Regions from separate parts of the Homo sapiens genome. Here region 1 is linked to region 2. Evidence: read pairs that join two places in POLR2A ChIA-PET (ENCODE). Cell type or tissue: MCF 10A. All regions are shown on one strand. Each heading gives the region's core, and the rest is flanking DNA. Links, peaks and the distances in the headings are about the cores only. Region 1 overlaps TMEM63C (transmembrane protein 63C). Region 2 overlaps POMT2 (protein O-mannosyltransferase 2).

Region 1 (4,389 bases), core at 108-4,107, 120 kb before region 2:
CCTTAGAAGTGAACTTTCCCCTTAGAAGTGAATTCACCTTGTTCTTCTCCCTGGGACAGATGACCTTCCCTGGAGGGAAACTGAGGCAAGGAGAGAGCGACATTTTAGAGCCAGAGCCAGATGAGGAAACTGAGGCACAGAGGGTGGAGTGAGTTCTCCAGGTATCTTACCTACATGCAGGTCTTCTGACTCCCCAGCCACCAAAGGGCAGACTGGAGGGGCCTCTTCCTGTCTTCTCTTCGCACCCCACAGTCCCAGCGCTGAGAAGCTGAGGCTGCAAGGGCCTCCTGATGGGTGTGGAGGAGGTCGGTGACAGGGAACAGCACCAGCATTTTCTCCTCCTTTAAGATATGTTTTCTAGTTTCTTGGGAAGGAAGCAGCTTGAAGACGGGAAGTGAAGTCTCTTGGTTACCTTCCCATCATGCCCCCACAGGGATACACAATTTCTGTGGGCCTATCGGAGCCAAAAACAGGCATCCCTCCTGCCCGAGTGCCAGCAGCTGTGAGCATAGCCAGGGAGTGGGGATCCACAGGTAGAGGGACTTCATTTATCTCCCTGACAGCATCTCCGGATCGGGGGTTTGGGCCAGCACCGGTTTACTCCAAGTGAAAGGAGTTGCCATGTGCCTGGCTCATGAATTGCTCCTTTTCAGACACCCTCTGAGCACAGAACCCCTGACGCTGGCCCCTGCTGGCTTCACAGGAGCCTTGGGTTGCATGATGACCACCAGGAGCTGCTGGGGTGACCTGTGGGAAGGGATGGGGTTCCCAGTAAACCAGATGAGAACTAGCTGCTTGTGGGGTGACAATATAGCACCAGAGAGGAGAGGGCCCACCATACTGGAGGGAAACCACATGGTATGTGTCCCTCCCAGCTAGCAGAGAAAGGGTCAGGCCTCAGAGAGGCCCCGTGGTGAGAACCAGACTTAAAGAGCAGAGAGCTGGACCGAGTGCCTCTATCGGCAGGCACTCTGCCCTCAGCATCTCTACCTGATAGCTAGGCATGAAAACACCTTCTCCAGATGGGTGGGAGGGCTTTGGAAACTTGTCAAGTGTTTATTACAAATGGGAAGTATTATTCCTGGAGTCTCTGGTCTAGGTGGAAGCCATCTGTTTCCTGCCTTGATGGGGGAAACATGGTCATTTCTTCTTCAGAGGATGCTCTCTCCCTCTGCGGCCAGCCTAGGGCATCCTTCTAGGCTGGGAAGGCAGGTCAGCCCTCCCCAGCCCGCTTCAAGTTGTGCTTGGGCCCTTGAGGAGTTTCATCCCCTCCATCCCCAGCTGCCCATTATAGTTAACATATTTAACAGGATGTTCACCCCCGAAAATGCAGGTGTCTAGTGGCACCGTGGAGCTTCCTACAGGCCTGTACCCTCCCCACTGCCTCAACTCTCGAATTCCACGACCTCTGCTCTGATTCTTCCTGGGAAGAGGCGGGTGGAAGAACCATAAAGATAATGGGTGTAAAGTGCTGGGAGCTGTTTGCACAGAGCGTCCAGTTTGCAGGAACCCACGTGGTGCTCAGGCCATGGGCAGGCTCACACTGGGAAAGGCTGTAATGAAAGTGCTCAGAGGAAGTGCTCAGCTTCCAGTGAGATCAGCAGCTTTTAGTGCCCTGTTTTGCCTGAGGTGGGGCCCCAATGCTCACTCTTCTTTCCTCTCGTGGGAGAGCAGTGGTTTTCACAGCTTACACATCAGCATGGGTGGTGTAAATGGAACTCCACATTCTTGCCCATGAGTTGGCTGGTGCAACTCCTGCAAGGTAGGGTTACAGGAGGAGCTGAGATGAGAACGTGGGCAGCTCACGAAGTATGGTGTGTCCTTGCTCTAGATCTGTCTGCATTGCTTAGGCCCAACTGAGGGTGGCTCTTAAGAAGAACAACGTGTGGCCAGGACTCCATGTTCTGTGTTTCTAGGGCAGGATATGTACTCAAGCTGCCACATTCCTTGCCAACACCCCTGGGGCTGGTGCTGAGACATGCAGAGGCAGAGTGGGCGGGGAAGGGGCGCCTCATTGTCACCTCCTGCCTCCTTGTAGTCATTAGTAATGCTCCCCAAAGGGAAACCGAAGCATAGACCTGCTTAGAAAGCTAGGACTAGGACCCAAGTGTCCTGGGCTCCCACCTTCTGCTTTTCCCAGCCTTTCACTCTGCCATTTGACACGAGCACCCTCAAGATGAGATGGGAAGAGCTGGGCTGGAGGTGAGTGAGTCATGCCCAGCCCTGTGCCTGTAGACCTTCATTCCTGCCAAGCCAGGGCCTCTGGTGTCCTTAGAGGATCAGAGGCAGAAAGATCAGCTTCCAACAGGAAACCAAACTGTCCCCTCCCCATTACTGAGTGGCCTGGCCAAGGAAGGTCCTGGAGGCAGAAGCCTTCTCCTCACTCTGGCTGAGTCTTCTCAGAGTTGTGCCCAGCAAGGTGCATGCTGGCCTCAGGCCATCGAGTCCCAGCAGAAGAGCAAGTGACCCTAAGGTCTTTGGAGAGATAGGTGGGCAAGATGGAGCTGTGGCCAGTCCGCTGGGATACAGCTGTCCATTGGGTTTTGGGTGTTGAGGACTCATTGCCTTAGGGTGTCTGAGTGGCAGTGATTTGGCCATAGGGTAGAAACACTACAGAGGGCAATGGAACATGCACCCAGGGCCCTGTGGGGAAATCAATCCTGCTTTGATGGGGGACATGGAAGCACAGAGGACCTGTCATACATGGACACGCTGCCTGGGGGAGTACTTGGGAGCTGCGTTCCCACCTATTTCATTACCTGCTCACTTCACTTCCGTGAGTCTTCCATTTGCAACATGGTGAAGCAATCCCCTCCACACAGAGCCACTGGAAGGATGAATGGGAGGAAGCGGAAAGGTGCCCAGCTTGGGGCCTGGTGACCAGGAGTCCCCTTCTTTCCATTTGCTCGTCCCTCTGCTTGCTGAGTGGCCAGCTGTCCAGGGACCCCTGGGATGGCGACCATGTTTTGTTGTTGTTGTTTTTTTTTTTGAAACAGAGTCTCGTTCTGTTGCCCACTCTGGAGTGCAGTGGCACTATCTCGGCTCACTGCAACCTCTGCCTCCCAGGTTCAAGCGATTCTCCTGCCTCAGCCTCCCGAGTAGCTGGGATTACAGGCGTGCGCCAACACGTCGGCTAATTTCTTTGTGTTTTTGGTAGAGACAGGGTTTCGCCATGTTGGCCAGGCTAGTCTCAAACTCCTGACCTCAGGTGATCCACTCATCTCAGCCTCCCAAAGTGCTGGGATTACAGGAGTGAGCCAACGTGCCCAGCCAGACCATGCTTTTTTGATGACACCAAACAATGTTCAAGAATGGCTGACCAACAATGTCGACTGCTCCAGGCACTGTTAGAACTGAACTGTCACCTTCAAAAATGCTTCAGGCCATGCATGGTGGCTCATGCCTATAATCCCAGCACTTTGGGGGGCCTAGGAGGGAGGATTGCTTGAGCCCAGGAGTTCAAGACCAGCCTGGGCAACATAGAAAGACCTTGTCTCTACAAAAAAGTGAAAAAATTAGCCAGGCCTGTAGTCCCAGCTACTCAGGAGGCTGAGGTGGGAGGATCACTTGAGGCCAGAAGGTTTAGTCTGCAGTGAGCTGTGATTGCACCACTGCACTCCAGCCCAGACGACAGAGCAAGACCTTGTCTCAAAAAACAAAACAAAATAAAAAATCAAAAAGGCTTCTCACATCCCTGAGGACCTGGCAGAGGGGGAATCTTCTCAGAACCAAAGGGGTGTGTGTGTGTGTGTGTGTGTGTCTGTGTGTGTGTGTGTGTGTCTGTGTGTGTCTGTGTGGTGTGGGCAGGGAGTGTCCTTTCATACAATGAGCAAGCTGTTGCTGGACCAGGGATCCTTCCTTGGCTGGCGCCTCATGTGCCCAGGCGTGTCAACTAGGCCTGGCTTGGGGAGACCTTCTCAGGCAGCAGAAGAACAACAGCCTGAACAATAAGCCTGGCTTGAGGCCCTGGAGCCACTCAGCAGCCTCACATTCTCTGTCATTACTCTTTAATCCTCTCCACGCCTTGGGAGAGAAAGCAAGTCTGAGTCACCCGCTCAATAGGTAAGAAAGCTGTGGCTTGAGAGGTTGTGACAGCTGCAACCACACTCACACACCAAAGCAGCAGAACCCAAACTGGGGCCATGGCCAGTCTGTGTCCAGGGGAGCCATCTGTGTGCCGTCCTCCCAAGCACAGCTGACACATCCTGAGCTCACCTCTTACTGCTGGGGCTGGTGGTTTTGCTGAAGTTGCTTGAGACGAAAAGACTTGGAAGAGAAGGTCGTGCGTTTCTCCCCTTCCCCTCCACTCTGGGCAGGGCGCCCAGAACCAGATTCTGCTGAAGGACATCTCGAGTCACGGGAGCAGGGAAGGTAGAAGGCTAGGATTCC
Region 2 (4,389 bases), core at 123-4,122:
AGACCGGACCCTCCAAGTCAGCTTTAGAACTGACCAGGACCTGGAAGGATCCTCTTGGCTGGTATGGACCATTCAAGCCAACCTTTACATATGCTATTCCCATCATTAGGTCAGGACTGGATGCAACCACTGACGAAAGGGAGATAGTTTCCAGGCAGCATCTACCCTGGTGCCCTCCCTTCTAGGACAGAGTATGTGAAGGACAGCCCTGTCCCGGGATTTCCTAACCAGCACTGGTTACAAGAGGTGGGTGGGGAAAGTATTAGGACCCCCCATGATATCCCAAAACCCCTACCCAATTGTACTCCATTGTAAACATGATAATAATAATACGCTTGAAAAAGACAACTGACATTTTCTCGGTCTTGAATATGGCAAAAATAAAATCACCTGTAGAAAACTTTTTAAAATCTATTTTTATGATCTAAAATGGACAATCTAAGTTAAAAAAACAAACAAAAAGTATGCTTGCCTTAAAATCAGCTTCAAGACAAGTCTCTGGGCACCCGCCCTGGCCCTGGCCATTACAGAAATTTTGGAGTTGCCACAGCTTCCAACCCTCCCCTCCCGGGGATGGAGTTTCTGACCTGTCGGCGCAAGAGTTGTACTTGACCATGCTCAGCATGGCAGCCATGATGAAGAACATCAGGATGGGGTCAAGGAGGATGTACTGGGACAGAGTGAGGCATCCCGTGTCTGAAAAACATGAGCTCGCTGGTGAAAAAGCGAGGTAAGAGAAGGGCCCCCTGAAAACCAAGCACCCCAGTAGTAGGAAACAGTCCCTCTTGCCACTTAATTGAGTGTAAGCACTTGTGCAGTCAGGACTAGAGTCAACACTGAGTCATCAGGGAGGTAGAAGGCCACAGCTCTGGGAGACATCAAAGCCCAATGACAAGAAGCAGTAACTCACACTGCCTCTAGGCCCTCAACCCAAGAGAGGATCATGTCATTCGCTCCCTCAGACCAGCCCTGAGACAAGGTGTCATCCTCATTTCCACCATCAAAAAGGGAGTCCTACCACTCTGCTCATGTAACCGCAAACTATCTACACCTATGATAGAATCTTATCATTTTACATGAAGTCTCTCTTGGGGGTCGATTCTCCAGACAGATGGCAGAGTGATGTTTTTTAATTTAAATCCTTAAATCTCATTATGTCATGCCCCTGCTTAAACCCTCCAATGTCTTCCAACCTCACTCAAAGTAAAAAGTTCTCATGACAACTGCCAGAGTCTGTGCGGTCTCCCTACCCATCTAACCTCATCTCCCAACACCCTCTGCCTCACTCACTCTGCCCTTTCCACGCCAGCCTTCTTACTGTGATTTGAACCCACAGAGGTCCACACCAGAACTACAGTACATGCACTTCCCTCTGCCTGAATGCTCTTCCCTCAGATCCCTGCAGGGCCTGATCCTTTGTCTCACTCAGGTCTCTGCTCAAAGCTCCCCTCTCAGAAGCTCTTTCCTGACTATCCTGTCTAAAATAGTACTGATCTCCATTATTCCATCCCTTACACTGCTTTATTTTCTACACTGCACTTGTGGCTTAGGACATCACATGACAGACTTATTCATTTACTTGTTTATTTACTGTCTGCCCCACGATGAGGTAAGCTCAATGAGACCAGAGTGACTCATCAGTGTATCCTCTCAGACTAAGAAAAGTGGCCGGGAGCTGGGTAGGTGCTTGAGAAATAACTATTGAATGAAAAGTACATAAATGACTAAATGAATGAATAACTGAAGATGGAAATTCAAGATACAAGGAAAAAGCCACCAGTCCTCTATAGAGAAAGCCAATAATCTTGCAATCTATCTGTCAAAACAAAGCAACATATCTGTCAAAGCAAACCCCTAAAGTACCCCATTTAAATTGGTCTAGACTTCTTTAAATGTTAAGCTCCACAAGGTCATGAATTCACTTTCATAGGAACAAAGCTAGCAACAGGATCAACTTCTACGATGAACTCTCATTTATCCATGTGAAGATTATTATCCAAGTTCCCATTTTGCTATCTCTTGCCACCCAGCTACTTCTGCATTTACCTTTATATTCAGTTGAAATTAGTTAAGGAATGCAAACTAATCTTAACTTAAGAGAAGCAAAATTAGAATTATAAGCTTCCTTCAAAAACACACATACTCACATACAAATCTATCTTATTACCCATTCCAAACTCAACCGTGAATAACGTGGAGGTAAATCTATTCCTTGGGATTACCCACGCCGATTCTCCCCTCCAATAATATAAAGGCTTGTTATATATAACTATTGATATACATTAAGTATTACTAGTGAATGAGATTTGTAGTACATTTTACCCAATCCTAAAATTAATTGAACTGGACCCACATATAGGGCCCTTGAATGTACTGATTTTCAGCTACATTCACGGAGTGGCAGCCCATTTCCCAAAAGCCATGGTATGGCTAAGACAACTTACCAAAGGTGAGGAGGGCAGCTGTGAGCAGTGCTGCCGAGAGGGACTTGGACAGATCCAGTACAGTGAGGTAGGCAAAGGGGACCAGCCAGGAGCCAAGGAATGCACAGAACTGTGGGAGGAATAGAGAAGCTGTCAAATAACAAGCTGAGCTAGGTCAGCGACCTACTGGACTCAGTACAACCTAACATTTAAGACAGGGGACCTGATGAAGGCATGACTTTGGTGACCTAAAGTCACCTAGGATATCTATAACTAAGAAAAGAGTATTGTAATAGTGAAGAGCCAAATCAAGCAATATATATGTTCCCATTAAGCAGCAACTTGTGCACTGACATGAAATCAGCAAGTTCAGCCAGGAAGGTGTGGGTAGGAGACAGGGAGAAAAGCAACCAAGTAGCTACACACCAGGAATAGAGAGAAGGGAAGAAAATGAGTGTTATTAACACACAGATAGTAATTGATAGCCATTAGCTTCTATTACACAACTGTAGGTACAAGTTGAGAAAGACCCCTCTGAAGGTATTTCAGAGAATTTTAAGGAACCCCTAGTTCTTTTCTTCATTTACACCAGAAACCAGTCTTTAATCTACACAATGTATGTATTTTGATTTTGGGAAAAGGGATTGCTTGATACTTCAGTAGCTGGATACCTGTTTGGTTTTTTGTTTTTTTAAGCTGCTGGCCCTCTTCCATCCCCTACCTGTCCATCAAAATAAACAGACAAGCCAGAAGAATGGGAAATTCTCACGTTTGGTTGTCACATCCAATTATGTATGGTATGTGGTGTTCAAAAGTTATTAGGAAGACACAGAATCACTTAAGAACAAGAACTTGAGGGTAGGATATACTCCTTGTTTAATATACCACGATATAGCCATGCAAATCATCTAACGATGAGGCCAAATAAGCACACAGCCATTTATTTAAATGCTGTGAAATCCTCAAGGAAAGGGGCTTGTAAATGCAAACTTCTCTGAGAGGTCCACACTGGAGGTCAGCTTCTGCTGGCTTCATTCAGCCACACGTTCAAGGTTCCCAAAGAGTTGGGTGTTAAGGCCCTGCCATGTTCCATCAAGGCTGGTGCTGTAAATCAGGACACAGAGGGACTGCAGCAGACATTTGGCCTCCCTTCAAATAAGGCTGGAAAACTCTTTCTGTGTGCCTGAAACCTTCATGGGGAAAGACACAGGAACATGGTGACAGGGTGTGGGGATGCCAAAATCTTCAGAAAAGGCTCTGAGATGTAGGCAACACTCCAGCAGCTGTGGCTGTGAGGGGAGGAGCAGGCAGCGTGCCAGTGCATGGAGGCACTGCTGGGGCTGCAGGAGACTCCTGATTGCCCGGGTTCCAGGCTGTTCTCCAACCTGAGGTCTGACAGTATACCGGGGCAGGGCAGCAGGTGACAATGCGTGCCTGCTTCTATCTATGTCATCTCTGTATTATTTGCAGCCTCCTCTTCCCTTCTTCCTCACCTCAGTTCTGAGTATCTACACCACAGGGGAGGGTCTGATCATCCTCCCCTCTCCTCACCACCCAAAGTCCCTTTATTTGCACCTGCCACCACGCCAGGGCTGCTAACTATAACATTTCTGGTTTAGTGTGGCCCCAGGGTTCAGTCAGTCCATTTCAAGTCAGGAAGCCTTACTCCTCTCATTCCCATGTAGCTGTGATGCTCATATTTATCCCCAGGCTTCTGGAACAAAAAGGTACCATCATATCCACTCAGGTAGCCAGCAAGACCTATCAGCATCTGAGGAGAGAAGAACAAACAAAAAGATGAGAAGCCTTTGGGAGAAGATTCCTCTGTCCTCTGAACTTCCCTCCAGCTGCACCCACAGACTTTGGGTTCCCTTGACAACTGTCCATAGAAAATGTTGCCAATGCAACATTTTCTCCTGCAGCTGCCACAGAGCAAAGAATCTTTTGTCTACAGAGCTCACTGCTT

The links. Peaks named below come from ENCODE experiments on the same cell type or tissue, not always from the same donor. Only the 100,000 strongest peaks of a DNase experiment are listed, where the experiment ranks them.
Region 1: POLR2A ChIA-PET joins it to region 2 with 5 read pairs; 3 of 35 experiments call an interaction of 5 or more read pairs at or near these places.

Annotation. Positions count from the first base shown.
Region 1 is chr14:77,183,041-77,187,429 of GRCh38, forward strand. All of the region lies in intron 1 of TMEM63C (transmembrane protein 63C), which reads left to right. Among named protein-coding and RNA genes, the nearest start is that of TMEM63C, 3.4 kb to the left of the region's middle. In MCF 10A, for the core only: no CTCF peak of the experiment used is centred there; DNase peaks (open chromatin) are centred at 1,961, 2,211 and 4,031.
Region 2 is chr14:77,302,248-77,306,636 of GRCh38, forward strand. POMT2 (protein O-mannosyltransferase 2) reads right to left here. Exons shown (of 21, transcript NM_013382.7): 3 at 4,090-4,194; 4 at 2,445-2,553; 5 at 588-696. Among named protein-coding and RNA genes, the nearest start is that of POMT2, 16 kb to the right of the region's middle. RefSeq lists enhancers at 751-1,252, 1,253-1,752. In MCF 10A, for the core only: no CTCF peak of the experiment used is centred there; DNase peaks (open chromatin) are centred at 864 and 1,624.